Linked DNA regions of Homo sapiens: region 2 is linked to region 1. Evidence: chromatin loops called from intact Hi-C (ENCODE). Cell type or tissue: breast epithelium. All regions are shown on one strand. Each heading gives the region's core, and the rest is flanking DNA. Links, peaks and the distances in the headings are about the cores only. Region 1 overlaps SEMA3F (semaphorin 3F). Region 2 holds the start of CAMKV (CaM kinase like vesicle associated).

What was found. Hi-C counts contacts between places; a loop is a spot of excess contacts. Peaks named below come from ENCODE experiments on the same cell type or tissue, not always from the same donor. Only the 100,000 strongest peaks of a DNase experiment are listed, where the experiment ranks them.
Region 2: a loop joins it to region 1, with 25 times the contacts of the local background. A loop is called at or near these places in 1 of 110 quality-filtered maps.

The regions. Positions count from the first base shown.
Region 1 is chr3:50,179,576-50,194,258 of GRCh38, reverse strand. SEMA3F (semaphorin 3F) reads right to left here. Exons shown (of 19, transcript NM_004186.5): 8 at 11,856-11,975; 9 at 11,476-11,615; 10 at 11,241-11,355; 11 at 11,004-11,073; 12 at 10,695-10,839; 13 at 9,445-9,667; 14 at 8,728-8,816; 15 at 8,552-8,593; 16 at 8,213-8,370; 17 at 7,911-7,978; 18 at 7,513-7,646; 19 at 5,184-6,554. The coding sequence ends at 6,144. It overlaps GNAT1 (G protein subunit alpha transducin 1), which reads right to left and starts at 2,649. Exons shown (of 9, transcript NM_144499.3): 1 at 2,428-2,649; 2 at 1,084-1,126; 3 at 853-994; 4 at 596-753; 5 at 378-506; 6 at 38-167. The coding sequence starts at 2,533. RefSeq lists enhancers at 1-376, 377-893. In breast epithelium, for the core only: no CTCF peak of the experiment used is centred there; no DNase peak of the experiment used is centred there.
Region 2 is chr3:49,858,993-49,873,675 of GRCh38, reverse strand. It overlaps CAMKV (CaM kinase like vesicle associated), which reads left to right and starts at 3,770. Exons shown (of 11, transcript NM_024046.5): 1 at 3,770-3,918; 2 at 11,274-11,382; 3 at 11,500-11,631; 4 at 11,811-11,885; 5 at 12,099-12,237; 6 at 12,376-12,496; 7 at 12,658-12,733; 8 at 12,824-12,960; 9 at 13,127-13,205; 10 at 13,418-13,505; 11 at 13,795-14,683. The coding sequence starts at 11,288. The coding sequence ends at 14,358. It also overlaps the pseudogene RN7SL217P and the pseudogene ACTL11P. RefSeq lists enhancers at 4,086-5,017, 5,018-5,950. In breast epithelium, for the core only: no CTCF peak of the experiment used is centred there; no DNase peak of the experiment used is centred there; H3K4me3 peaks cover 1,269 bases; H3K27me3 peaks cover 2,225 bases.

The sequences.
Region 1 (14,683 bases), core at 5,213-9,212:
TCGCCCCCCTGGAACACAGGCCCTGCCTGGCACGCACCACTTCGTCGTCCTCCACTAGCACCATGTCGTAGGCGCTCAGCGCCGCGATGAAGATGATGCAGGTCACGCCCTCGAAGCAGTGGATCCACTTCTTGCGCTCCGAGCGCTGCCCGCCCACATCGAACATCCTGCGGGGCCGCGGGGGCCTGAACCTGCGCCCCGGGCCCCACAGGCAACATCCCTTCGCCCTGTGCTGGTCGGGGAGCTCTCGGCCGGGACTACCACCCTTTCTGCTGGCGGGGTATCAGGGAAGGGGCAGGGTCTATCGCAGGGATGGGGTCCCCGGGGCAGGACGGGGCCTGGGGCAGTGACCTCCTGGGCTAGCGTATGGGTCGTACCGGAAGTTGAGATCCTTGAAGGAGAACTGCGTCTCGATGATGCCAGTGGTCTTGACTCGCGAGCGCAGCACGTCCTGCTCGGTGGGCACGTAGCCCGGGGTTACCAGGCGCTCCAGGTCGGAGAGGTAGCTGCGCGAGACCCGGCCGTAGGTGGGTGGGGAGGCGTGGAGGGCCCCCTGCGCCCCGCGCCCCGCGCCCCGCGCTGCCCGCGCGCTCACTAGCCCGCCGAGTCGTTGAGCTGGTACTCCGAGGCGCGCTCAAAACAGGCCTGGATACCGGAGTCCTTCCACAGCCGCTGGATGATGTCCGACATCTCCTTGGGCATCGTGCCCTCCTCGATAGTGTCTGCCATGTGCATCAGCTTCCGGGCGTCGTCCTGGGGGCAGGGTGAGAGTGGCTGGTGGCGGCCAGGGACTCGGGCCCAGCCGCGAGCCTCGAGTCCCCAGAGGCCCGCTCAGCCCGCCTCCTGGCACACCTGGCGTGCAGAGTCTCCGTACTGGATGTTGAGTGTGGTCATGGCGCGTACGATGGCCAGGATGGACTGCAACGTGTTGCCGTAGATGATGGCGATAAACTCGAGGCACTCTTCCAGCGAGTACCCGTCCTGGTGGATAATCCTGAGGCCGAGGAGAGCAGAATCAGCGCCTCGTGGGGAAGTGGGGAAGGACCCAGACCCAGGGGCCTCGGGACAGGCAGGGGCACTCACTTCATCTGCTTGACGATGGTGCTCTTCCCGGACTCACCGGCACCTGAAAGAGACGCGGCGCCTCAGAGCTGCGCTGACCAGCCTGCCCCCTCCAGCAAGGAGGCCAGGAGGACGGGGACCTCCCGAGTTGGCAGGGTGGACCCGCAGCGAAGAGGCCTGAGCGCCAGCCCCGACCCCGTAGCCACACCTACCCCCCCATCCAAATTAAGTCCTGACATCCTGAAGTCACAAGGTTTGCAAATGCCAGGAAAGTGAAGAAAGGAAGCCAACGAGGGGACTCAACGACCTCAACTGTTCTGGGACAGGGGAGTCCCCAAGACCCCGGCACAGGCAGCCTTTATTATGCTGTGAGACTGCAATGAAGAAATCCCGGAGCGTCATCGCCACCTCGTGGGAGCCTCTGGTACCGCAAGCACTGGGTTATTTGAGGCGGGTAAACCCCTTGCATTTCACCTGAAGGGGTGCAGGTGTCTCCAGGAGGCTCAGAGGGAATTAGCTCTTTTGGGTAGGAGGGAGGGCAGAGTTGACATCCTTTCTGAGCTTGCCCCTGCGAGGGCGTTGGGCACAGTTAATGAGATTTCCGGCTTAGCCTCTCTGCCTTGGGGGAAAGTGGGACTGGCTTGGTCCCTCACCCACCTCCAGCTGGTTGACCAGACCCTGGGGAGCTTGGGTGGAGCCCCTCTTGAAGCTGCTTTTTCCCCTTGAGAGGTCAGGCAGTGACCTTGAGGCAGGCCTGGATCAGCCCCATCTCTCCTCAGTGCCCATGGTCCAGTGGACGCGGCTTTATCTACTCCCACTGGGCCTCAGTACCCGCCAGCCCCTCTGGCTGCTTTGTAGGTCTATCAGCCACAGCCCTCTGGCACCTGAGGGCCATTCGTTGTGGATCTGGGTGGTCCTAGAGGCTCCCCACTCCCAGGAGGACTATGGCCATCCCCTTCCCAAAGTAGCAGCCCAATAACGGGCTCCCAGTGAGGCTCCTGGCTTCTGAGCATTGCCTAGCAGGCGTATCAAACCAAAGGCTGCATGAAGCTTGCGGGAACCCAGCCACGGAAAAGTCGGCATCACACACCCGTGCAAGAGTGTGGTTGGCACGCACTTCTGGGGAGGGTGGGTCACCTGAGGCAGAGCCGTCTGGAGAGGGGCTTTGTGGGATGTCCAGCCCTGGGGGACTAGGACACCACCTGTCAGGCCTGGCCTTGCTTGGCCAGGGCTCCCACCCTGTGCCCTACTCTGTCACAGGCTCATACTGCTTCCCAGGGAATCCTTGCTTCACAGAAGGGCTGCCTGCCTGCCTCCAGACCAATGACCTGGTGGCAGTGGCCCCACCTGGGCCCACACCCCTACCCAGAAGCAGCAGCTTCACGGTTCGAGCATCCTTCTCAGCGTCCTCTTTCAGCTTCTTTTCCAGCTCCCTGGAGTGCTTCTCCTCAGCACTGGCCCCAGCCCCCATGGTCCCAGCAGCAGGCGAAGGGACAGAGTGAGCAGGTGGTTCTTCTGGATGGAGGGGATCCCCAGAACCTGGCCTCCCAGGCACCCTTCTGGCCCCAGGAGGACCTGCAATCAACTGGCTCTCTACGGACCTGTGCAATCCCTGGTGGGGCTGCTTAGTGGGATTTGGGGGCTAGGGGTGTCCAAGAGCCAATCAGAGACAAGGACAGGTGAATCCAGCTCAGCCCCCCCAACCCTTCTAATCGGGCTGGCATAGCCCCAATCCCTCAACCGCTGACTCTGCACTCCGGCTGTCCTTCTGTCCCCGCAACCCTCCAGGAGAGGCCCTGGCACTGCCTGGGAGTGGGGAGACATGTTCAGTAGGGTCAGGGCTGAGAAAGGGGAAGGCAGAACCTTGAGCCCTGGGGGTGAGGACAATGGAGGTGGGGCTGGCAGTGAGAGGGCATAATTGGGAGAAACATGCCTGCTGCCTGCCCGGCACCAGGCTCAGCACCACTCCTTATCTTGTTGTAAGCTCACACTGGCCCTGGAGTATGGATGCCCATATCATCAGCCTCATTTTACTGATGAGGAAGTAAAGGCTGAAAGGGTCACACAGTAGGAAGTGGTTAAGAAGGGCTGGTGACTCTGGACTGGGATTTTATGACCTGCAGGGAATCCAGAGAGAGGGAAACAGTGGGCATTGCATTCATCCCATATCACAGGCTGGAGCTGCCCCAAGGAGGTCCTCTGCTTCCAGCGGACTGTGGTGGGCATGCATATCTGCTCTGTGTGCCTCGGTGTATGTGTCTTTTTTTTTTTTTTTTCTGAGATGGAGTCTCGCTCTGTTGCTCAGGCTGGAGTGCAGTGGCGCAATCTCAGCTCACTGCAAGCTCCACCTCCCAGGTTCACGCCATTCTCCTGCCTCAGCCTCCTGAGTAGCTGGGACAACAGGTGCCCGCCACTACGTCGGGCTACTTTTTTTGTATTTTAGTAAAGACAGGGTTTCACCGTGTTAGCCAGGATGGTCTCAGTCTCCTGACCTCGTGATCTGCCCGCCTCGGCCTCCCAAAGTGCTGGGATTACAGGCATGAGCCACCGTGCCTGGCCTTTTTTTTTTTTTTTTTTTTTTTTTTTTGAGACAGAGTTTCACTCTGTTGCCAGGCTTGAGTGCTGTGACACGATCTTGGCTCACTGCAACCTTCAACTCCCTGGTTTAAGCTTCTCCCACCTCAGCCTCCCAAGTAGCTGGGATTACGGGCATGTGCCACCATACCCAGCTAATTTTTTGTGTATTTTTAGTAGAGACGGGGTTTCACCATGTTGGTCAGGATGGTCTCGATCTCCTGACCTTGTGATCCACCCACCTCGGCCTCCCAAAGTGCTGGGATTCAGGTGTGAGCCACCTCGCCCGGCCATGGGTGTGTCTTTTGCTGGCACCAAGCGAGCAATAACTTGACACATTTGTGCATGAATACCTGTGTGTACATGTGTGCCTGCATGTTTATGCCTTTGTGAGTGCATGTGCTCTTATAGGAATCACGTGCCTGTGCGCATGCTTATGTATGTGTGCACATGTATACACATGTGTATGCATGTGTGAATATGCTTTGTGTATTCTCTTCATGCACACATAGGCTTGTGTGTTTTGCAGTTTGTGTAGGTTTGCATGTGTGCACTTGCTTATACGCAGGGGTGTAAACATGCCTGTTTGTACCTGAGCATATGTGTGCCTGTGCATGTCCATCTCTGCCTGTGTATGACTGTGTGTGTGCATGCATGCTTGCAGGCGCCTGTGCCTATATGTACACTTGAATTTGGGTGCAACAAAGTCTCTAATCTGCAGAAGTGGCCAGGCTCTTCCAGAGAATGTTTTGCAGGCCTGTTGCCAGGTGGAGAAATTGCATCCCAGAGCAGGTGTAGTGTTCCCTGGGGTATGGAGGAATGGGGCTCACCTATCCTGCTCCTGCTCTGTCTGCTGTGGGTGCTCTGAGGCCTGCCTAAGATTATCTCCAGGGCCTGCCTGCCTCAGCTTAGGGGGTCTGGTGCTCTGTTCAGGTGCAGGGCTCACTGCCGGGCAGAAATTGTTCAGGTTGAGCTCCCAGGTTCTAGAGACTTCCCACCCTCAACTTCCATAGGAAAACCCAAATCTTGGGCTCTCAAAGGCTCCTCCAGGCACCCTGAGCCTCCTGGCTGGACTCTTCCCTGGAACCTGGCTGCCTTTCAGCACTCAACTCTGCCACAGACTCAAGAGACCACAAGGGGGTGCCGGGGCACCAGACACTGAGCACTAACGGCTGTCTCTAAATAGTATGCGTGGGAAGTGAATGCTGGCTCCTACCACAGGCTGGCAGCTTCTACACCCACCCTGTTGGATGATGGGGATCTGTCCAGGAGTGAGGCCGTTGCATTTCTGCCACTTTCAGCCTTCAGGCTCCACCCACCCTCCCTGACCCTGAGGAGTGAGTGGGCCCTGAGGGGTCTCTACAGCCCTTCGCACTACCCAAGTGTTTGGGGTGGTGCAGCAGCCCAGGTTTGTCAAACTAAATGTGGTTTCTACATGTTGGGTTTCTTTAAATGGAGCCAATCTACTCCCTTCCCAGCCCCCCACCTGGCTCCCCAGGCCCACCACGTGTGGCTCTAAATCCCCTGACCAAGGAGAGAAGCCAAAGTCTAGTCCCAGAGCCAGTGTTTATTAGCAAGATGGAACCCAAAGGCGGCTGTGGCCTGGGCAGCAGAAGGCCACCAGGAGCCCCCACCCATCTACCCAACTGCCCCCCAGAGCTAATTACATCCACACCCATCCCCTGAAGTGGTGGACATAAGGGAGCCCTGGGGAGCCTCTACCGGCCCCAGGCCTCTACCACGGACCCCCTCCCCTCAGAGCTGGGGCCTCCCGTCAGCTCTGCCTGGGCCTGGCCCCTCTGCTATGCTCCCAGCCTCTGAGTCAAAGTGGCACAGGGAAAGCTAAGGAGGTAGAGTGGGGTGGCCCTGCCCTGGCCAGGCGGGGAGGGGAGAAGGGGCTGAAGAGGCTGTCCCACCCAGGCAGGATGCCTCTTCTCCTATCCCCAATAAATAGAGAATAAATACCCAGGAAGGGGCTGGTCGTGGCTGAGTGCCCCCAACCCAGGCAGGGGCTGGCATCCTGTGATGGCCCCTTCTTCCCTTCTCTGTGTGCTCTTGAGGCCACCCCAGTCTCCAAAGTGGTCCTCGCATCCATGTCTATGCCACAGCACAGGCTGACAACACACATCAGAAAAGGTGGACAGTCCGTGCCCCATCCGAGTAGGGCTTGCTCCCTCCCTTTGTCCTGTAGATCTTGGCGGAGGCTGTCCAGCAGGTAGACTTCCAGCTGAGTCTGGGGACTGTGTGGTCCTGGCCTGGCCCCACCAACTGGCTGGGCCTGGTTAGGCAGGCTCTGTTTTCTGCCGTCTCTGACCAGCATGGGTCTAAGTTTTGGAGGATGCTGCCACTGAGGCAGGCTATATTCAACCCACCAATAAATACTGTCTTTGCAGGGGCAGGGTGTGTATAGAATATAGATATTTTATATATATATATATATATATATATCTTTTATATTAAAAGGGACAAGGGCTAGGCTGGCCCATGGCAGGCACAGGCAGCTGGCCTCATGTGTCCGGAGGGTGGTGCCGGCGGTTCCGGGGCTTTTTCTGGTCCTGGGGCTCAGGAGACCGGGGTGCCCCTGGAGCCTCCCTGGGGCTGGGGGGCACATGGCGCCAGTAACCCTGGCAGTACTGGTGGATGAGGCCCACTTCTGGCTGGGCCAGCAGCTGGGCTAACTCCTGGTAAGGAGGCGTTGGGGGGCCTGCGCCTGGGGGTGGCGGGGCGCTCATGGACAGTGGTGGGAAGAGGGCAGCATGGACGGCGTCCCGGCCCAGTACATGCAGCTGCACTCGTGTGACGACGTGCTTAAAGTTGTTCTCAGTGGCTGTGCAGGAGTAGAGGCCACGATCGCTGAGCTGCAGTGCACGGAGCAACAAGCCCTGCTCTGTGCGCAGGAAGCGGTCCTCTGCACGAATCTGCAGGGGCAAGGAGAGGGGGTTCAGAGGCTCTGTGACCACCCTATGGCCCTAGCCAGCAACCAGATCAGACCACCTTTGTGGCCATTCCGTGTAGAGGCACCCATGTGGGATTTCCATATGCCAGAAAAACCACATGAAGTTTCTACATAATGAGAGATATTTGAATAAGGCATCTGTACAGATTTCCATTTCAGGAGTGATGACCATAAGGAGGTTCTGTACAATGAGGAAAATTTGAAGCACACACAGAATTCCTTTTTTTTTTTTTTTTTTTTTTTTGAGACAAGGTCTGGCTCTGTCGCCTAGGCTAGAATGCAGTTGAATGATCTCGGTTTACTGCAACCTCTGCCTCCCAGGCTCAAGCCATCCTCCCACCTTAGCCTCCCAAGTAGCTGGGACCACATGCATGACTATGCCCAGCTAATTTTTGTATTTTTGGTAGAGAGAGGGTTTCACCATGTTGCCCAGGCTGGTCTCGAACCCCTGACCTCAAGCAATTTGCCTGTCTTGGCTTCCCAAAGTGTTGGGGTTACAGGTGTGAGCCACCACGTCCAGCCAGAATTTCCATTTAACGAGAATATCCAATTGGGATAACCACATAGAATTTCCACATAAACAGGGACACCTGTAGGGCATTTTCATAAAATGAGGGCCCCATAGAATTTCCACATACTGGAGCTCACTCACATGATGTTTTTGTAGAAGGTACACCCCCAATGTGGTATGCATATGGAATTTTCATGTGAACAGGCATACCCAGAAACACTTTCCATAGAATGAGGCCAATCCCAGGGAGTTTCCATGTAACTGTTTTCACTCAAAGGATTTGCATGTAGGGAAGGGAGCTTGGAAGGGGTTTCACAGCATGAGAGTTGCTCCAGATCACTCCTCTACTACATTTCACCACTGTGCAAGGACTCACATCCACGGTGCAGCACCGGGCGCAGGAACTCACCTCTCGGCGCCGGTCACCAGGATCTCGCTGGAACAGCCACTTAACAGTGGCTTGGGGCGAGCGGGGCTGGCACTCAAGGAAGGCTGCGCTGCCGGCCACGCCATACTGCACAGACTCCACGGCATTCTTGTTGGCTTTAGAGTGAGAGGGGTTGAGCAAAAGCAGCATCACCTCCGGGCAGCCTGCTGACTGCTTCGGGGCAGGCACCGAGGGGCACCCACTCACCAATGTAGTGCTCTGTGTTGATGGGGCAACTAGGGACATCCCATCTCCATTAGCCCCCACCCTCCATTAGCCATCAGAGCACCCTTACAGTGGGGGCCCTGTGAGCAGCTTCGTGGGCTGCGTGGACTTCTGCAGTGTGAGCAGCACCCCACAGTGAGGCCCAGCATACTCACCATTGGAGTTGAACCCACGGCACTGCCTGATGGGGTTTCCGTGCCGGACGTCCTGCCGGCGGCTCCGCCTGGATGAGGATAGCCCCTGAAGGAGTGCTCCCAGGAAGCTTGCCCCCCCAGGTCCCTGTATCTCCCTGACTCCAGGGCAGGGCCCTTTTTCCCCAGGGCAGTGATGTCTTACCCATAAGACTCCCCTAGGGTAATATCACATGCACCCCGGGTAATATCACATGCACCCCCAATCCCCTAGGATAGGGCCCTGGGACTGGTTGCTAAAATTCTAGGTGTCTAGGGGTCCACACCTCTTGGAGGATGCTGTATAGCGGGAGCAGGCCTGGCCATCCCAGGCACAGTAAGGGTCCCGGGCAAGGCAGCAGTCAGCACAGGCAGCCCCATACGCCTGGCAGCGGTGCAGGCTCAGGTGTGTGACACCCACGGCTGACGCCACGTAGAGTTGTTGCTGGGGCAAAGGGTAGGGCCTTGTCAGTTCCTGTCCCATAGCCAGCCCCACCAACAGCCAGCTAGGCTGGGCTCCTCTCCCCTGTTCCATGCCTCAGTTTACCCATCCCTGTGCCAAGGGCATGACCCTGAGGGGATGCAGGCCCTGTCCCCAACCTTGGCTCACCTCGCCAAAGGCTTACCCTCTTAGAAGAGATGGTCATGGTCTTGACGGGTGCTGGATCCTAGAAAAAGATAAAGATCAGCTTGGGATGCCAGGGACCCCCTCCCTGCCCTGACCTAGAGGTCTCAGGTCAGAGGCTGGGACTGGGGGGAGGGTAAAGGTGGGGAGGTCAGGACTGGGTGGTGTCACACCCACCTTGAAGACCTCCACCTCCTCCAGCATGAGCTCCTCCAACTCCTGGTCATCCTTGGGCAGCACAATGACCTTCTGCACTGTCCCGCGGTCTGGAACGGGCCGGGCAGGGCCTCAGTGGGGCTGGGGATGCTGGGGAAGGGGTACCAGCCTCAGCCCCTTCCCCCACCAGGGCCCAAACCCCCCTAGGGCATTGGAGCTGGAGCTTTGTGCCAAGGTGGAAGAGTTTCCCCAGGTCAAAGGGGACTGGCCCAGGACATAGGGGGTCATGGCCATGGTCTGCCCCCACCAACCCAGACCCTGATTTTGGGCCCTGCTGAGAACAGGACACTGGGGCATGCATTCTCCTGTGTTTGGGCTGCTGGAACTGTAGGGGGTGCACTGTGGCATGTGTGTGCACACACGAGCATGTGTATGGCCTCTGTATCCTGGAGGTGCCTACCATCTGTCTCCACCCCTTTCCTGCCATACATACATAAGTCCCCAGATGCCCAGTGTCCCTGTTCTCCTGGGCCCCTGGGGATGGAAGTGGGAATGGGGTTTTCTCACCCCTAGCCTCTGTTATCCCATCAATAGGGAGAAGGCACCAAAGGATGAGGATGAAGAAGTGACTCTGATGAGCTTGCAGCAAGCCCTAGCAGGGCAAGCCCCAGCCCCAAGGATCTGCACCCCGCACCCGGTGGGCCCAGCGTGGGAGAGGCCGGGAGCAGCAGTGGGTACCTGTGCCCAGGAAAAGCACCTCATAGCGCCCGTCGGCTGCATCCACCTGGTCCACGGCAATAGTGGTAAGGCGGTAGGGAGCACCTGTGCGGACTACCAGGGGCCGCCGCTGCAGAGGGTACACGGCCTGGTACATGAGTGGGTGGCTGCGCATGAAGTTGATCACCTCATCAGGATAATCCTTGGTGGACTTCATAGATGGCGTGAAGGTTCCACCAGGGCACTGTGGACAGGTGGCGAGTGTCAGTCCCAGGCTGCCTGGGCAGGGCAGGCTGGAGCCATTAGCTTCAGAAGAGGCCGCTGCACTGTCTGTCCCCACTACCTCAACCTGCTCCTCTCCCCAAACCCGCTCTCCAAGTTTCTGCCCTGCACCTGACCTCTACAGGTCCTGCTCTGGCCAAGGTCCCAGGTGGCCAAATGCCACAGCCACCTCCCTGGCCTCAGGTGCCATGACCTCGTGGCAGCATTTGGCCAAGCGGACCACTCCCTTCCATGTCCCCCTCCCCACCCCTGTCATCTCCTTCCTCTCTGGTTGTTCCTAGGGTCTCACCCGTCTCCCTCCTGCACAGCTGGACTGCAGGCCCCGACGTCCTTGTCACACACCAGGCTCACTCTCCTCCTTCCTGAAGCTGTCCCCTGAACCTGGGCTCAGCCTGCCCCCCGTCATGGCCAGCTTACCTCTGGCCCATCCTTCTGACTCCAGGTTACCTCTGGAGGGAAGCTTCCCCTGTCCCCCACTGAGACCAGCTTCTCCAGCCCAGTCCTGACTACATGGAGTCAGAACTGCATTGGACCAGATCCGCTGCTCTCCTGCTTAGGCTCCCACATCAGCCGGTGTCACATCAAGATAAAGTGACATGCCTCTGTGACCTCTGAGACCCTGCCTGAGGCCTGGCCCTGCCCCTCCCCAGCTCTTTGCCTCCTGTTCCTCAGCTGAGCCAACCTCCAGCCTGCCTCCAGCACCTGCAGGGAAGACGCTTCCCCCCAACCTTCAGCTCCCAAACAGCCCCACAGAGGACCCTCTGAGGAGCAGCCGACCACGCCCAACCCACCATCTTTGTCCCAGAATCCCATCTGGGCTCCTCCACAGCTTGACACTGTGTGTGAAGGCCCGTCTGTGTGTGCATTACAGCTCACCGCCTCCGCTGGCTGGGAGGGCCATGATGGTGGGGCCCATGTTGCAAAGAGCCTGACCCAGAGGCCTCTTAGAAGAAGAGAAAGGGGAGAGGCAGGATGAGTGGGGTCCTTACCGTGCCCGGCCGTGGGTAGGGCATCTTCCCTGAGAAGGGCATCCACTGGTAGTTGGGCCCCTCTTTGTGGGCAAAGGGCCCGTTGAAGACCATGCGAATATCAGCCATGGAGTAGACACACACGGCAGAGCCTCGGAACACGGAGCTGTGGGCATGGCAGGCGCTGCTGAGCAGGACAGACCCTCCACCTAGGGCCCCTCCCCAAACTGCCCCCTCCCCACAGCTCGCCACCGGGCTGGGGTTCTCCACGAGTTACAATCCCCCAACGGGGCCACTCCCTGCCACTGCTGGCCCTGACCCCAGCCTCACCCAGAGGAGGTAAAGACAGCGTAAATGACAGGGTTCCTCACGTCCTGGGTCTGCTGGACAAACACGTCCTCTGGGGACAGAGGGAGAAGGTGTTGGAGGGTGCCATGGGCGGGAGCCCCTGGGCCCCACCCACTCCTGCACAGGGGAGGGGGCCCACCAAAGGCACCCTGATCGCCCATCCCGCCTCTATCCCTCTTGCTGTAGCCAGAGCACCCTGCCTGCCTGCTGGGCACTCACGGAGCTCATCAAAGTGAGTCTCAATGCCATCCTCGCCCGGGACAGAGCAGACGAGCCGCGCCTTCAGGAATGTGCTCCACTTGTTGACCAGGCAACAGTGACCACCGTCATCGTTCTGGGGGGTGGGGCAAGAGGCCGGGTCAGATCAGCTCTTGACCCCAAGCCCTGGCTGGAGCAGGGCTGATGAAGCCAGAACTGGTGGAAGGGGCAGCCTGGTGGCTCTGCCAATGCATACCAGGCAAATGCGCCCGATGCGGGCGTACACCGCGGGGCTCTGCGGCGCCTCTGCCGACCGCTCACGGAAGAAGAAGTAAAGCTTATCATCATTGCGCTCCGCACTGTCAGGAATGAGCTCAGCATGGATGAACGACGGGTCTGCAGGTGGCAGGGGTCAGCTGGGTGAGCCCCTACTCTGATGGTGCCCCTGATGTTCTCCAACAGAATCCCCAGCCAGGTGCAAGAACACCCCCAACTCCTCTCCAGATAAGAAACTACCCCTGCCCCAGGTAGTCATAGGCTAAACATGTCCCCACTTCCCCCACATGTGCTTCTTTACGACCTCCTTGCCGCATCCCAGACACATGGCCACGGAAGGGCTCCTGGGGCTGCGCTTACCGTTCAGCCACCGGGAGTTGTACTGATCCGTGCGCATGGCTGTCTGCTTTCCAAGTGTGCGGAAGATGGCTGCATCAGTGCCCATAAAATCGATGTACACACCAGCATAGAGCTCCTCATCTGTGGGTAGGCCAGTGGGTCAGTTGGGGGGCTGCTGTTTGCTAGGGCCAGGGCACAGCTCAGATGACTTCCAGGGCAGGGCCTTATCTCCCCGCTCAGGCTCCCTGGGGCATGATCCTATCTCCAGTGGAGTGCTGGTCAGTGTTTCACCACTGGCTCTGGGAGGGTTGGGATTAGTAACTATCAGCTCTGATTAGTAGCAATAGCCCATTTCTGTGGTGTGAATACTCCTGCCACAACTAATTTCAAGCTACCAACCTGAGGTCACTGAAAGCAAAATCAGGAAGAGCTGCCAACACCACTGTACAGTATTTCTACCCCACAGACACAACAAATGTAAATCACCTCAAGAGCATAGCTAATAGACCAGCTGCAGTGGCTCATGCCTATAATCCCAGCACTTTGGGAGGCCCAGGTGGGTGGATCATTTGAGGGCAGGAGCTGGAAGCCAGCCTGGCCAAGATGGTGAAACCCTACCTATACTAAAATACAGAAATTTTCTGGGCATGGTGGCAGGTGCCTGTAATCCCAGCTACACGGGAGGCTGAGGCAGGAGAATTGCTTGAACCAGGGAGGCGGAGGTTGCAGTGAGCGAGATCATGCCACTGCACTCCAGCCTGGGCAACAGAGCAAGGCTCCATCTTAAAAAAAAAAAAAGAGGCCGGGCATGGTGGCTTATGCCTCCTGTAATCCCAGCACTTTGGGAGGCCAAGGCTGGCAGATCATGAGGTCAAGAGATCGAGACCATCCTGGCCAATGTGGTGAAACCCTGTTTCTACTAAAAATACAAAAAAATTAGCTGAGCGTGGTGGTGCACGCATGTAGTCCCAGCTACTCAGGAGGCTGAGGCAGGAAGATCCCTTAAACCTGGGAGGCGGAAGTTGTAGTGAGCCGAGATCGCACCACTGCACTCCAGCCTGGTGACACAGTGAGACAACCGTCTCAAAAAGCAGGAACAAAAATAAAAAAAAAAAACACAAAAAAACAAAAAAAGAGCATAGCTAACAATAAAGTGTAGTGAAAGAATTAGGAAGCATATGCACACCTCAGTTTACTGGGCTTTGTGCACTGCAAATACTGCATTTTTTACAGAAGGAAGGTTTGTGGCAACCCTGTGTCAAGCAAGTCTGTTAGCACCATTTTTTCAACAGCATATGCTTACTTTGTGTCTCTGTGTCTGTGTCACAGTTTGGTAATTCTTCTTTTTTTTTTTTTTTGAGATGGAGTCTTGCTCTGTCACCCAGGCTAGAGTGCAGTGGCACCATCTCAGCTCACTACAACCTCCACCTCCCAGGCTCAAGCAACTCTCTTGCCTCAGCCTCCCAAGTAGCTGGGACTACAGGTGCCCACCACTACATCTGGCTAATTTTTGTATTTTTAGTAGAGACGGGGTTTCACCATGTTGGCCAGGCTGGTCTCGAACTCCTGACCTCAGGTGATCCACCTGCCTCGGCCTCCCAAAGGGCTGGGATTACAGGCATGAGCCACCGCGCCTTGCCTACATTTTGGTGATTCTTGCAATATTTCAAACTGTCTGTTATGGTGATCTGTGATCAGTGATCTTTGATGTTACTATTGCAATTATTTCGGGGCACCGTGAACCTCACCCATATAAAACAGTGAACTTAATCGATAAATGCTGTGTGTGTTCTGACTGCTCCACTTACTGGCCATTCTCCCATCTCTCTCCCTCTTCTTGGGCCTCTCCATTCTCTGGGACACAGCAATATTAAAATTAGATCAATTAATAATCCCACAATGGCCTCTAAGTGTTCAAGTGAAAGGAAGAGTCATATTATCTCTCACTTTAAGTCAAAAGCTAGAAATGGGCCAGGTGCAGTGGCTCATGCCTGTAATCCTAGCACTTTGGGAGGCTGAGGCAGGGGATCACTTGAGGTCAGGAGACCAGCCTGGCCAACATGGCATAACCCACTTCTACTAAAAATATAAAAATTAGCCAGAGGTGGTGGTGGGCGCCTATGATCCCAGCTACTTGGGAGGCTGCGGCAGGAAAATCACTTGAACCGGGGAGCAGGGAGTCGGGGGGTGGAGGTTGCAGTGAGCCAAGATCATGCCACTTCACTCTAGCCTGGGGGACAGAGTGTAACTCTGTCAAAAAATAAACAAACAAATAAAAAAAAACAAAAAAGCTAGAAATGATTAAGCTTAGTACGGAAAGCATGTTGAAAGCTGAGATAGGTCCCAAACTAGGCTGCTAGCACTAGTTAGCCAAGTTGTGAATGCAAAGGAAAAGTTCTTGAAGGAAATTAGAAGGGCTATTCCAGTAAACACACAAATGATAAGAAAGTGAAACAGCCTTATCACTGATATGGTGAAAGTTTTACTGGTTTACGTGGAAGATCAAACCAGCCACAACATTCCTTTAAGCCAAAGTCTAATCCAGAGCAAAGCCCTAACTGTCTTCAATTCTATGAAGGCTGAGAGAAGAGAGGAAGCTGGAGAAGAAAGGTTTGAAACCAGCGGAGGCTGGTTCATGAGGTTTAAGGAAAGCAGCCATCTCCAAAACATAAACATGCAAGGTGAAGTAGCAAGTGCTGATGGAGAAGCTGCAGCAAGTTTTCCAGAAGATTTAGATAAGATCATGGATGAAGGGAGCTACACTAAACACGATTTTCAATGCAGATAAAACAGCCTTCTGGCCAGGGCCAGTGGCTTACACCTCTTATCCCAGCATTTTGGGAGGCGGA
Region 2 (14,683 bases), core at 2,765-6,764, 320 kb after region 1:
CCCTCTTCCAACCCAATCTGATAGGTCTCAACCAGCTGGGCCTTCCACAGCTGGCCCTCCTAAGCATCAGCCGGTTGGAGGCCAAGCAGCAGGAGCAGCTACTGGCCAATGTGGTACTGGACGGTGGCAGCACCCTCATGAGTGGCTTCCCTGAGCGCCTGAGACAGGAGCTGGGCCCTGGTGCCACTGTGCTGGGGTCTCCCCACCGTGCAGTTGCTGCCTGGCTTGGGGGCTCCATCATGGCATCCCGGAGCTCTTTCCAGAGCCTGTGGCTCAGCTGCCAGGAATATGAGGAAGAGGGCCCATGGGCTATCTATAAGTACCAGCTGTGAGCATATAAAAGTTCTGGTTCTGCTTTCTTTAAGCACCGTGGCATGTTTCAGCCACAGGGTGGTGTGGGAAAAGCAGGAGTCCAGGCATGGGGTCATGGATGGGGGCCCTGGCTCTCTCCAAAGGCATGCCCTGCCTCTGCACTCTGGAACTCCATGGGCCCTGGCAACCTACCCTTTCTAGACAGCCCCGGAGCCCCTTGACTGGCATTGGCTCTGATCTGGCCTGACCTTTACTGCACCCCAAGGGCAACCACAGACAGTGGCTGCTGTGGGTTTTGCCCCGTTGCCCTGACGACAAGTGCAATTACCCTTGATTGCCAGCTTGTTGCCATGGCAATTTCAAACATAATGTAATAACCCACACAGCCTGGAGTGAGTCACAAGGTGGGGGGCGGGGGGCAGCCCCCTCCCCTGGCTCCAGAGGAAAAGACTGCTTGCCCTTCCCCATTGTGGGCCCTCTTCTGGGGACTGAAGCCAAGCAACATGGACAACAGTCAGGCAGTTTCAAAGATGGCTGGGGGCCTGGGGTGGGAGGGTTCTGTCAGAGTTCAGGCTTCTTGGGGAGCTGCACTGGTAATCTAGGTACCTCCTAGAGTCTGAACCTTTGCTGGAGCGCTATGCTGGGTTAGCAGGGGCTTCTATCAGCCAGCCAGAATCTAAGGGCATAGGAGTGCCGGCCTTTGGCACCCTAGAGCTGGGAGTTGGGGGCACAGATAAGTCCTGGATCCTGGGTAGGAGGCCCAACCTGAGCTGGGGGATGAAGCTCTGTGGATACTGCGGCTCGCACCTTATTCTGCCCCTCTGACTTTCTAGCTTTGGTGGGAGCCAGAACTACGAACTTGGGCCCTCTTCTCCTCCTCAGCCTCCCAACCCAGGCAGCCCCTGTCTTCAGGGTACAGGCCTCCTTAGGAGGGTCCTCATAAAGGCTACTAGGCAATGCTAATCTGGATTGCCTCTGCTCTTGTTCCAAACTCTGGTCTGTGCTAAAGGGCCTCCTGCCATCACTCTGGCCAGTGGAGTGGTGAGAAATCATGTCCCCTGACCCCGTCTGGCTTTGAATAGTGGAAGTAAGAACAAAGCTCAGCATTGGTCCCGTCCCTGCCCTGGAAGAGCTAAGAGGATGGCATTCAGCTGATGTTACTATCTCCTGCCTGAAAGGCAGCTGGAGGTTGAAGCCAAAACATTGAAGCCGGTCCTACCCTGCCTGTGCCTTCCTGTCTAGGGGCTGAGGGATAAGCCATGGCTCAATCCTAGCCCTGGGTTCTTGTCTTCAGATTGCCCTCCACAAATGGCAAAGACTTGTCTATCTTCACATACACCAGAGATCAAGGGGCTGCTCTGGTGGGGAGCCTGAAAACAGCCAATGATGTAGGGTCAGCACAGACCCTGCCCACTGCTGGACATGGTCCAGCCCCCTTCCCATGTCCAGCTCTCAAAGCCTGATTCAGCCTCCACAATCCTGAGACTTGTGTCAGGCAGGAAGGGGACTGATAACTCCAGGGACCAGCTACAGCGTCCACACACACGTGCCAGCAAGCATGCCTGGGTGCACAAAGAATGCAGACACACGTGCCCCTGGGCACCACTGCATACACTGTGCTGTTGCATCTCCCTCGGCAAAAGAGAGCATACACAACACGTACACGTGTGCACACACACCCTGCCACGTGCTCTCACCCACATGCACAGAGCGTGCTTAGGACCAAGAAGAGGTGGAGTACTGCCAGCAGCAGGCAGGGCGCTAAGGAGCCACCCCTTCCCCTGCCTAAAAATCCCCATTCCAGCTTCTCATTGACCCCCATGCCTGGATAGCCATGACCCTCAGGAAAGACAGAAAACATGTATGTGGCATGTGTGGGGTCAGCAAGCTACAGCTTGGCTACACCATAAAACTCAGAGACCCATTGTTTCAAGAATAGTGGGCAGATGGCAGGAAGGACTCAGTGCCAGGCCATTCATTCATTCTGCAGACATCAGCCGAGCATACTGAGATGAGAAACGGGTTCTGCCTTGCAGATACCCAGCCTGCCAGGAGATTCCTACCCAGTGGTGGGGTGGGTCCCATAACCCGAGACCACTCAGAGCCCAGGGACCCCAGAAGTGGCACCAGCCTGGCCTAGAGGAGGTAACACCAAGCCAGGGAGGAAGGTGAAGGGCTCAGTACCCCCTCTGGAGGAAAATTTTGAGGAACCTTGTTTGAGGCGGTCATTTCCTAAGCTAGCCTTCAGTCTGAGCCCCAGCCCCAGCTTCTGGACTTGGACAGTCCCTCCTGTCATCAGCCATGGGTGGCCAGGGCAGCCTCAAGATGGCTGAGGGTTTGGGGATGACCCCAACTCCCTCTCCCACAGCAGGGTCAGGAGGCTCACTGGGAGGAGTGAGGTGGGATAAAACCCAGCTCCAGACACTGAGAGGCCTGAGTCTGGTCTTCAGATACTGGCCTTAGGATGGTCCTCAGGGCTTGTGAGGGGTGTGGGTCAGGCTTTGGGTCCGTGAGCCTCACTGACAAGGGACAGAGAAATGGCCAAGGACTTCCTTTAAAGCTTCCTCCTGGTGGTTCTGAGCCTCCTCCCTCTGATTAGCACCCAGGCCAGGTGGGATACCTTGGTGCCACAGTTCTCCTGTGTCCCCATATCCCAGGCCAGGCCACTAGAGTGATACAACTCATGAAGTGTTTGACAGTGATTAGACTGAAAAGAAAGCAGAGGCCACACCATGTCACAGGTGACTTTTATAGTTTGGGAAATTTGGTGCCACACAGGAAGGGGCTGACTGTGCTGCCACCCTTGCTGGTACTTATGTTTGGGAAAGACTCTGGCCTTGCAGGAGTTGGGGATGGGGTGGGATAGGAGACTTTGCTACTACAGTCTAGGGCCCTCACTGTTTTCACACTGACTACCTGCAAACACACACCTCTGTGTGTTTACTGCTCCTAGCTAGGGGATGCGTAGCTAGGGGATGCTAGGGGATGCCACACTGACTACCTGCAAACACACACCTCTGTGTGTTTACTGCTCCTAGCTAGGGGAGCCTGCCCTAGCCCGACTGCCCATCTGGTTTTTCTAAGTTGGTCCTGCCTTTTGGGTCGGGTTCGGGGAGCTGGGCAAAGCCCCGTTCCCTAGAGACTAATGACTGGCAAGCGATCCTATGCAGCTCCAGGACTCAGGCTTTCCCCCAACTCTCCACTCACCACCCCTTACATTGGGCATAGGAGGCCTCCTCCGGCCCCAGGCTGAGGGCCTAAGGGAGCCATTGAGAACCTTGGCCAGGGCTAAGCAGGCCAGTGCTCACCAGCACCGCTGCCATCCCGCGCGCTCCTGCTCTCCAGTGGGATTCTGCCCTTAAGGCTCCGCCAGGGTCGGGGCGGGGCCGGTTGGGAGGCCCCGCCCCCAGCCCGCCCCCGGCCCGGGGTGCGAATCCGGTGCCGGCAAGCGGCTGGCGATGCTGGAGGTTCGCTAGCCGAAGCGGCTGCATCTGGCGCCGCGTCTGCCCCGCGTGCTCGGAGCGGATTCTGCCCGCCGTCCCCGGAGCCCTCGGCGCCCCGCTGAGCCCGCGATCACTTCCTCCCTGTGACCAACCGGCGCTGCAGGTGCGGGGCGGGCCGGGCTGGGGGCGCTTCCCGAACGCAGGTTGTGGGGCCTTGGGGGATTGTTTCCCTGGCTCGAGGTGCGGGATGCAGAGTGCGCGGGGGCGCAGCGAGGGCTCGAGGTCCTGGCGGGGTCAGAGCGCGCGGGCTTTGCAGATTTGGGGGAGGGAGTGCGGGGTCGGGCTAAAGTTCCCCATTACCTCGGACGGCTTGGGGGTTCTGGGGGGAAGCTTCTGCGGCTCGGAATTGTGAAAAGATTAACCCTCGAAGATTCGTGGTCCCCCGTGAGGATAGGGGCCGAGAGCTGAGCCGTCCCTCCCCGTTCCCAGAGCCGCCTCCAGCCCCTCCCAACTGTCCCCGGGCCCCTTCCCTCCCGCTTAGCAGTCACTAATTTCCATGACAACGGAGAGTTCTTTATGGGCGACAACCCGGAGGGGGCTGGGCGGGGCTGCCGCGGGGTGGGGGAGGAAGCTCCAAGCCCCTGGGGACCAGCAGCCCCCCAGCCAAAATTCAGCTTCCAAGCCTTCACCTGGGTGCCAGCTGGGGGTCCAGTGCATGGACCCACGTGCACGGTGGGGGTGGGGGCGCACATGTTCCTGCTGGGAGGTGCGGGGCTTGGTGCTCACACGTGTGCTTTCCGCATGTGTGTTGCTGTGCCAGCGGGGGCGAGCCAGCAGCACTTGGGAAAGGGGTCAGGGTGGCAGCACGGTGGGGAGCAGGGCCCCTGGCTGGAGGTGGCTGGGATAGTGACAGCATGAGCTTCTGCCTTCCCCAGCTTGTACTGTTTGGCAGAGACCCTGGGCTCTTGAGCCCCAGCCCCCTCCCCGCATAGCTCTGCCAAATTGCTTTTGTCCGCACCTCCCAGGCAGATCCTGCTCCACCAGGTTCCTTCCTAAGGATCAGGGCCCTCTGTCCCACACTAAAAGCTCAGAGTCTGCAGTAGTCCAGTCCCTGTGCTGTACTCCCCTTACCCCCAAGTCCAGGCTTTGAGCCCCCAGGACTACCTTTAGAGACCTGGTGCCCTCCCCCACCCTCAGAGTTGATTCCTGGCAGCTCCAGCGACTTCTGAGCCTCAGTTTCCTCAACTGGGGAACTGGTGTCTCCACTCAGAGTCAGGTTGGTTTCCAGGGTGGGGCAAGGGTCTCCCTTTTCTAATATTTGGTGTGGACCCTTCAGGTGCTCTCCTAGGCTGGCTGTTCACATATCTCTGATGGCCCTACTCTCCAGCCCCATGCCCTGGCCACCATTCACAGGCAGGCAAGCAGTCCTCTGCCCTGGGAGAAGGCCAGATTCCATGGTTTCCATTAGGGGAAACTGAGGCATGGGGAGGTGAAGGGCTGTGTGGTTATCCTGTTTCTGGGTTGCTTGTGGTGCCGTTTCTGGCACTCATGGCAGGATCTGCTGTTGGGGGTTGGTGAGAGGGGATTAAGCAGAGCTGTAAGAGGGGCTCTGGGGACCCAAAGCCTGGAAAGGATAGCAGATGGGGGAGGGGTTGGCTGGGAGGGTCTAAGTACAGCTGGGCCAACTGAGAAGAGGGACTATAAAGGGAAGCAGCCAGGCATCCGAGCCTCATTTCCATACCCCTATGCGTCTGCCTTCAACATGTTGGACCTGCTTTACCTAAGCTGCCGTGATGGCAGAGAGACGGGCTGGGAACTGTCCTGACTGGGGGGCTGCAGCAGCTGGCCTCTTCCCCACCAACATGCTCCAAGGAGCTGGCCTCCTTTTGGCTGTGCCTCCTACACCAAGTTCAGTGTATGTTTGGGGGATACAGGAGGGTGCAGTCTCGAAGGTCCCAGTACCATGGATAGCTCCTGGCCCAGGGATTTAGAGCACATCGCCATGGAGGCCTTAGGGCTCTGCTGGGCACCCATCCGCCCCCTTCAGAACTCCCGTCCACCTCCCCTTTCCTGCCCTTTGTGCCTGTGTCCCTTTTACTTTGTCATCTCCTTGCTCCTCTTCCATCACAGGTTCTGTCTTTGTCTGTGTCTCTGCCCCATTCTCTTTTTTCTAAATTCTCTCCATCTCCCCACCTCCCCTTTCTTGATGGGGACCTGGGTCACAGAACCTTGAAGAAGCAGCCAGGCTAAGGTCTCAGGAAATTCTTGAAGAAGGGACCTGACCAACACATCTCCCCTCCCCCTCCCCTTGTTTTAAAACTTCCATCACCATAGCAACCCTTTACTCTAGTGCCTTCCTCTGCATTTCCCCTCCTCCACCCACAGGGAAGCAGAGCCTCCAGTGGATTCTCCTTCAGGGGTTCAGAGATTTGGACCCCAAGTGCTTGGGAGGAGACAGCTGGCCTTTGGCTTTGCCTGCATGTTGACAGCTAAACTTTCGGGATGTAGCACTGGACTGCATGCCCACCCCCAAAACTGGAGAGACCTCCCCACAATACTCCCTCATTAGATGGGCAAAATTCAGCTGTAGGAACTTCTACCATGATTTAGCTCGAGCCGGAGGCTCAGTCAGGGCAGCCCCTTGACCGGTCCCCTGAAGCAATTGGATGGTGGTCTAGAAGCTTGGCCCTTGTTCTTAACAGACCTTGAGGGAGGTCTTCAGCTCCCCTGGTCCTGTGGGTGACACCTCAGCTGTGAGTTAAGCAGGGCTTGGGCTTCAGCATGTTCATTGCAGCAGGAAACCCAGCCCCAGCCCTTGAGAGAGTAGAGCAGCAGAGAGGAGGGGGTGCCTGCAGGCTGGTGTTCACAGCTGCCACTAAATTAGGAGGTGTTGCCTACAGTTGTTGGGAGGCAGCTGGAGGCCTCTTGGGCCCCTCCTGGCCTCCCTAGATTTACTGCAAGCTCTGGAGCCCCACGTGGCAGGGGACCAAGGTAGCAGGAAACTCTGTTTATGTCTATGAAAGGTAGGGCCTGAACCAGGATGATCTCAGCGGAGGAGGGGACAGGACCCCAATGTGGGGCCTCCGGACCTCTTGGCCTTTGTCCCGTTTGGGCTTTCCCTGGGCCAGACTTACCTAAAGATGCAGCAGAGTCCCTGGGGGACCATTTATCACCAGGGCACCAACAGAGGACCCCTCAGGATTGCTGGAGGCTCAATTCCCTGAGTCCAGTGGTCAGGCCCTGGGAGCAGGCCATAACTGGGGAGTGCTTGGCTCTCAGGCTCCATGAGAGCCAGCTGGAGGGCAATGGCCGCACCAGGGCCTGCACTCCCCACAAGCTCCCTCTGGGCAGCCGGTAGTGCATACTGTTCAGTTCCTCTGCAGAGAGTGGAGGGAGCCATGTCTCCAGGGAAATGGCTGTTGTGGAGCTCCCATGCCCTTCCATGGCCTAAGTGTACCTGAGGAAGAGCTCAGATCCTGTGTTGCTGAGAGGAGAGCTCTCCATTGTTGGGTGTTGGGTCTGGGCCATGGGGGTGAAAAATACAAACCCCTTCCACTTGGCCTCCTCTCTTTCTGAGAGCTGTCCCTTGGCTGTTCCTCCCAGGTCTCCTTTGTTGCAAGCAGGTGCCCAGGGCTTGGTGCACACACCCGAAACCTCCCAGGGAGCAACAGTGGATAGCAGATGGTGGAGTGGGTGTGGGCAGAGGGAACCAAGGTGCTAATTGAAAGCCAGGCCCCTCTTTCTCCTCTCTTTGCCCTGGGGCCAAGTCCAGGGCCCCAAGCCAGTATACTTAGACTGGTGAGGAGGAGGAGGAGGAGGAGTGACTGGCTGAAATTTGGGCAGCCATAGTAGGGGGCAGGGGAGACAGATCTGTTCCCATCTCAGCCTTGAGGCTTCAGGACATGGCTCCAGGCTGACATTACGGGGTGGAGGCCCAGTTTTCTGTGCCTTTCATGGGACAGACCCCCATGACCAGCCCTGGACCTCAGTGGGCACGAATGCATATGCAGAGCCGAAAGCTGGGGCCAGGATCAAGGACAGGCATGCACAAAACCTCCCACCCACGCCACACTGGCAAAGCTGGGAGCTGTTGGAGTGGGGTGGGGGGTGGGGCATGGAGGTTGTGGAAGGTATCTCAGAAAAGGGCCATTTTGAGTCTGGCCTTCGAGCATCAGGATTGTTTTGGACAATGTGTTGCACAAACCACCTTATAATGTCAGAAATCACAATGAAAGAAGAGATTCAGTTCTGCTCTCAGCACCTCGCTCATGTGGCAGCTGCTCCACAGGAAAGCCAAGGTGGGCAGAGCTCTTGCCAGTGCCCACACTTCCTACCATTGAGTGGACACAGTTGAGCTGGCGAGTCACCTGTTGTTGGACATTTAGGTAGTTGCTGAATTTTTTTTAATGTTATAAATAACTCTGCCGTGACAAATAGGAATCTGACGGGAGGCTTTTGGGGGAAGGGCACTCTTGCCAGAGGGAATGGTGTAAGCAAAGCAACAGAGCCAGGGCACAGGTCCCTCCCAGCCTTCTTGGGAGACTGCAGGCTAAGGTACCATCCTCCTGCCCAGTACACGGCCCTCAGACTGAGATGACTGTTGCAGGCCCCCTCCTGCAGCTGTTATGGTGTGAAAATGTGTAGCCGGCAATGGTAACTGGCTATGCCTCTGCTCTCAGCTGTGAGGATGGGATTCTGGCCACATGCTTCTCCCCAGTGGAGGAGTGCAGGGTTGTGCCCATGGTGGCAGACATGCAGTCAGTGACGATCTTCAAAGCCTCTCCTTTGTCTCTGCTGTGCCTCGCAAGATGGCTTAAACCCTGTCTGGAATAATGCTGATGAAATGCATTTGTATTCCCTGAGCCCAAGCAACCCAGATGAAGGAATGATAGAGTTTGTTCCCTAATGCTGAAGGCAAATCTGAGGGAGAATTTCCAGGGCTGTGACTCCTGGGAATCACAGCCTGGTGGCTGGCTTCTGCCTGGGAGGAAGCAAGTAGCAGCCAGGGTTGGCTATGGGGCTCGTTTGGGTCCTGGTCTTTGACTTTGGCTGGCAGAGTTCATCTTGCCAAGCTGCCTCCTTTGCCTCCTCCCTTCTCCACTACCTTGAGGCTGTGAGTGCCTTCAGGTCGGGGAGCATCTAGGTACCCCCAGGCCCTAGCTCAGGCCCTGCACACAGCAAGTGCTAATTGGCATGGAGGGAAAACATGCACAGTCAGCAGAGGCAGAGCAATTTCAGCGCAGCCTCAGTGCAGAGCTTGCTGTAGCCCCAGTGTCACACTGACCGGGTATTATGGAGGCACACCCTGGCGTCAGATCTGTGAAGGTCTAGTCAGTAACCCCCCACCCCCAGCTTTGAGCATGGGCTATGAGTGCCTTTTCCTTTGGACACTGGAGTCAGCCCCCCTAGCACTACAGATGAGGATTGGGCTGTAATTGGCAGGATTGCAGACCTGTGGGACACCGTGCCCCAGGTGGAAAGAGTGCCTAGCGCTCACTGAGCCAGCTATATCTGTTCTGTTTGGGGGCCTTGCACCTGGACCTGACAGCCCAGGTCCCCTGTGGGCCCCAGTGGGCATGAATGCATATGCAGAGCCGAAAGCTGGGACCAGGATCAGGCTTGTTTTGCTCTTCCTGACCAGTACACCTGCATACCTCCTGGCAAATCTTTTCCTACTGAGTCCTAATGCTGCCTCCAAAGCTTTACCTTGCCTCTCCACCCAGATTATCCCTCTGAGGAATCCCCCAAGCACTGTGCCTGAGTGCAGTATTTACTAAATTCATCGAAGTCATTATAGTAAAATAGTAAAAATTCGCACAGAAAATTAGTAAACAAAAGATATGTCTGCCTTTTTGACATCCAATTCTTTGCCCAGGAGAGAACTCTTATTTCCTTCAGTATTCTTCCAGAAAAGAGTTTGTGAGGGTACATCAGTATGTAAACTTTAAAAAATTTACCCAAGCCAGGTATGGTGGCTCATGCCTGTAATCCCAGCACTTTGGGAAGCTGAGGTGGGAGGATCACTTGAGCCCAGGAGTTCAAGAACAGCCTGGGCAACGTAATGAAATCCTGTATCTACAAAAAAATTTTTAAAAATTAGCCAGTTGTGGTGGTGTGCACCTATGGTCCAGTCCTAGCTACTCAGGAGGCTGAGGTGGGAGGATCGCTTGAGCCCAGGAGGTTGAGGCTGGAATGAGCTGTGATCATTCCACTGCATTCCAGCCTGGGTGCCACTGCATTCCAGCCTGGGTGACAGAACAGCTGGGCATGGTGCGGGTGCCTGTAATCCCAGCTGCGGTGGGAGGATCGTTTGAGTTCAGGAGCTCTGGGCTGCAGTGCGCTATGCCAGTTGGGTGTCTACACTAAGTTTGGCATTAGTATGGTGACTTCCTGGGAGCTAGAGCTCATCAGGTTGCCTAAAGGAGGGGTGAAGCAACCAAGGTCAGAGACGAAGCAGGTCAAAACTCCTGTGCTGATCAGTAGTGGGCTTGTGCCCATGAATAGCCACTGCACTCCAGCCTGGGCAACATAGTGAGACTTGTCTCTAAAAAAAGAAAGAAAGAAAGAAAAGAAAAGAAAAGAAATAGGTCTTCCAGAATCCCCCCATGTGTCCTGAATCAATCATAACCCCTCCTTTTCTCTTAGAAGGGACCATTATCTGACTCTGCTTATTTCCTAGCTTTTCTTTATAGCTCTACTGCTGTGTTTGTATCCCCCTTACGGGTTTGTTCTGCCTGTTTGAACTCTATCAATAGACTCATACTATATGTATTCTTTTGTGTCTTTTTGCACTTAACACTGTGTAAGAGTCACCAGGTGGTTGGGTATAGCTGTAGCTCCTTTGTTTCCATTGCTATATAATATTCCATTGTGTGACTCTACCACAATACATCCTGTTGGTGGTGGTATTTGGTCTGTTTTCAATTTTTGGCGATTATGTATATGGCTACTATGAGCATTGTATGACTGTCCTGATGCACGAATATGTGCACTTCTGTAGGCACGTATTTAGGAGTGCAATTGCTGGTTCATAGGGTATGTTTGTTTGACTTTAGTGGTTTTACCAAACTGCTTTACAAAGGGGAGTTTGCCCTCTCCTAGCAGTGCTCACGTTCTTCATATATCCACTAACACTTGTTAGCTCTAGACCTTCAGAGATGACTAGCAGGTGGGTGGGTGGTTATAGCCCCCTTCATCTGTAAAATAGCTGAAATTTAAATAAACTGTTTGATAAGCCTTTTTTTTGAATGTATAGAATACAAAACTATTCCCTTATATATCAGCTTAATACATTTTTTCATATGTAGGCTGTTGCACTTCAGGCAGCCAAGCTGAGTAGCTGGATGTCTAGCCAGAAAAGCAGGGGTAGGATCTAAGCCTGCCTATCCTCTAGCCCCTCCTGGTATGGTCTCTGCCCCTAGCTTGGCCTGAGCCAGGTTGGGGTCTCCCAAAAGCAGCCCCTATGTTGTGGGGAAGTGGAGAGTAGTACAGCTAAGCCAGACCCCATTGTGCCCGCAGGTTAGAGCCTGGCAATGCCGTTTGGGTGTGTGACTCTGGGCGACAAGAAGAACTATAACCAGCCATCGGAGGTGACTGACAGATATGATTTGGGACAGGTCATCAAGACGTGAGTGCCGGGCCTGTCAGGCAAGGCTGGGTGGGCTGGTGAGCAGGGGCTAGGGAAGTGGCAGTGGAGTGCAGCTGATGCTAAGGCCAGGCCTGAGTGGGTGCCTGTCGGCTGCAGTGAGGAGTTTTGTGAAATCTTCCGGGCCAAGGACAAGACGACAGGCAAGCTGCACACCTGCAAGAAGTTCCAGAAGCGGGACGGCCGCAAGGTGCGGAAAGCTGCCAAGAACGAGATAGGCATCCTCAAGATGTGAGTTTGAGGCCTGGGATTGGGGCGGGGTGGGAGGCAGCAGGGAAGGGCTTAGAGGGCAAGTGGCCTCAGGCAGTCCCAGCCTCTGGCCAATTAGTCTGCTGTGGCCACTGTGGTGACCACAGCCTCTCCCAGGGGTTCATCCAGCCCTAACTACTGGCTCCCCTCCCTGTCGCCAGGGTGAAGCATCCCAACATCCTACAGCTGGTGGATGTGTTTGTGACCCGCAAGGAGTACTTTATCTTCCTGGAGCTGTGAGTGTGGGTCTGGGGACCCAAGATTCCCCAGCGCCCAGGGCTTTCACCTGTCCCACCCTCTGCAGCTAAGGAAACCCCCTTTCTGGACCCTTGGCGTCCCAGGTCCCTGTGCCTTGCTCAGCCAGCTGCCTGGCGTAGGCAGCTCACCCAAGTGCTCCTGCCCTACCCCTGATTCTGCCCACGCCAGGCTCAGGGGCTGGTGTCCCTCAGGGCCACGGGGAGGGAGGTGTTTGACTGGATCCTGGACCAGGGCTACTACTCGGAGCGAGACACAAGCAACGTGGTACGGCAAGTCCTGGAGGCCGTGGCCTATTTGCACTCACTCAAGATCGTGCACAGGAATCTCAAGGTGAGGGCAGAGCCAGAGTCAAAGGGCCAGTTGGCAGCTGGGCTGGTGCTGGGGTGGGCAGCACCTCAGGGCCTTGGTCTAGCCTCCAAGGTCCTCATGGTGTCTTCTGCTCACCCACATGCTATTCTCACACCACAGCTGGAGAACCTGGTTTACTACAACCGGCTGAAGAACTCGAAGATTGTCATCAGTGACTTCCATCTGGCTAAGCTAGAAAATGGCCTCATCAAGGAGCCCTGTGGGACCCCCGAGTATCTGGGCAAGCAGGGGGTGGGGCAGGGGCAGGGGGATAATGGGGGGCAGCCTTCAGGGAGCTGCTCTGGGCAGGGGGAAAATGTGCTCATCTCAGGAAGCTGGTGTGGATGGTACTGGACCTGGCTAGGCCTGATACTGACCAGCAGATGGGCGCTGTGTTTGTAGCCCCAGAGGTGGTAGGCCGGCAGCGGTATGGACGCCCTGTGGACTGCTGGGCCATTGGAGTCATCATGTACATCCTGTGAGTGGACAGATGGACAAGCAGGCTTGCAGTCAGATGGGGTGGGGGCATGTGTCTGTGGCCTTTCTGTGTGACCCTTCCCCCATGCAGGCTTTCAGGCAATCCACCTTTCTATGAGGAGGTGGAAGAAGATGATTATGAGAACCATGATAAGAATCTCTTCCGCAAGATCCTGGCTGGTGACTATGAGTTTGACTCTCCATATTGGGATGATATTTCGCAGGCAGGTGAGGAGGTGCCTGCCCAGCACTTGGTAGAACGCAAGGGAGTGGGGAGGGTGTCCTGCTCTCATCTTCCTCTGTGGTATTCTGCTTCTGTCCCCCAGCCCATTTATCACCTCTAGACATTGAGATGGGGTGCCCATGACTATCCCCTTCTTGGTTTTGTCCACAGCCAAAGACCTGGTCACAAGGCTGATGGAGGTGGAGCAAGACCAGCGGATCACTGCAGAAGAGGCCATCTCCCATGAGTGGTGAGCAGGGTCCAGGGGAGGGTGGGAGAGGCCAGGGTCCCCCTCACACCCAGCAGCCCCATCTTTGAGGCCTGGAAGGGGTGCAGGTACCTAGAGCTCAGGGCAGCCCAGAGGCTCTGCCTGGTAGTCCCTGGATGCCACATAGAAGGGCTGAGCAGAGTCTCCACAAAGGCTCATTCTCTCAGATCCAGACACACTTGCACCCTTTCCAGGATTTCTGGCAATGCTGCTTCTGATAAGAACATCAAGGATGGTGTCTGTGCCCAGATTGAAAAGAACTTTGCCAGGGCCAAGTGGAAGGTAAGGCTTGGATAACTCCCTTCTTGGCTCTATCCCAAGTATTGCTTCTGGCACTCAGTTTCTTGCCTGCATCACACCCCTGCAGCCACACACAAGCTTTTCTCAGGCCATCAGGTGTGGGTGTAGCCACTGTGATTACCTTAAGTAGGAGTGCTGAGCAGCTGAGTACTTGGCCCTGGGGTGGATGGAGGTGGCCGGGGGTACTATGGAAGGAGTTTGGTTTGGTCACTGCCAAGCAATGGATCCAGCAAGCCTCACCCTTAGCCTTTCTCCACTGTGCTCCTTTCAGAAGGCTGTCCGAGTGACCACCCTCATGAAACGGCTCCGGGCACCAGAGCAGTCCAGCACGGCTGCAGCCCAGTCGGCCTCAGCCACAGACACTGCCACCCCCGGGGCTGCAGGTGGGGCCACAGCTGCAGCTGCGAGTGGAGCTACCTCAGCCCCTGAGGGTGATGCTGCTCGTGCTGCAAAGAGTGATAATGTGGCCCCCGCAGACCGTAGTGCCACCCCAGCCACAGATGGAAGTGCCACCCCAGCCACTGATGGCAGTGTCACCCCAGCCACCGATGGAAGCATCACTCCAGCCACTGATGGGAGTGTCACCCCAGCCACTGACAGGAGCGCTACTCCAGCCACTGATGGGAGAGCCACACCAGCCACAGAAGAGAGCACTGTGCCCACCACCCAAAGCAGTGCCATGCTGGCCACCAAGGCAGCTGCCACCCCTGAGCCGGCTATGGCCCAGCCGGACAGCACAGCCCCAGAGGGCGCCACAGGCCAGGCTCCACCCTCTAGTAAAGGGGAAGAGGCTGCTGGTTATGCCCAGGAGTCTCAAAGGGAGGAGGCCAGCTGAGTAGGCAGCCTGGTGAGGGGGGGCAGGGGATGGGCAGGAGGGTGGGAGAGTGGATGAGGGGCTTCTCACTGTACATAGAGTCACTGGCATGATGCCCTCGCTCCCCCATGCCCCCACATCCCAGTGGGGCATAACTAGGGGTCACGGGAGAGCAGTCTCGTCTCCTGTGTGTATGTGTGTGAGTGGTGGGCAGGCCAGTGGCAGGGCCGGCCCCAGCCCCTGCATGGATTCCTTGTGGCTTTTCTGTCTTTTGCTAGCTTCACCAGTTTCTGTTCCTTGTGGGATGCTGCTCTAGGGATACTCAGGGGGCTCCTGCTCTCCTTCC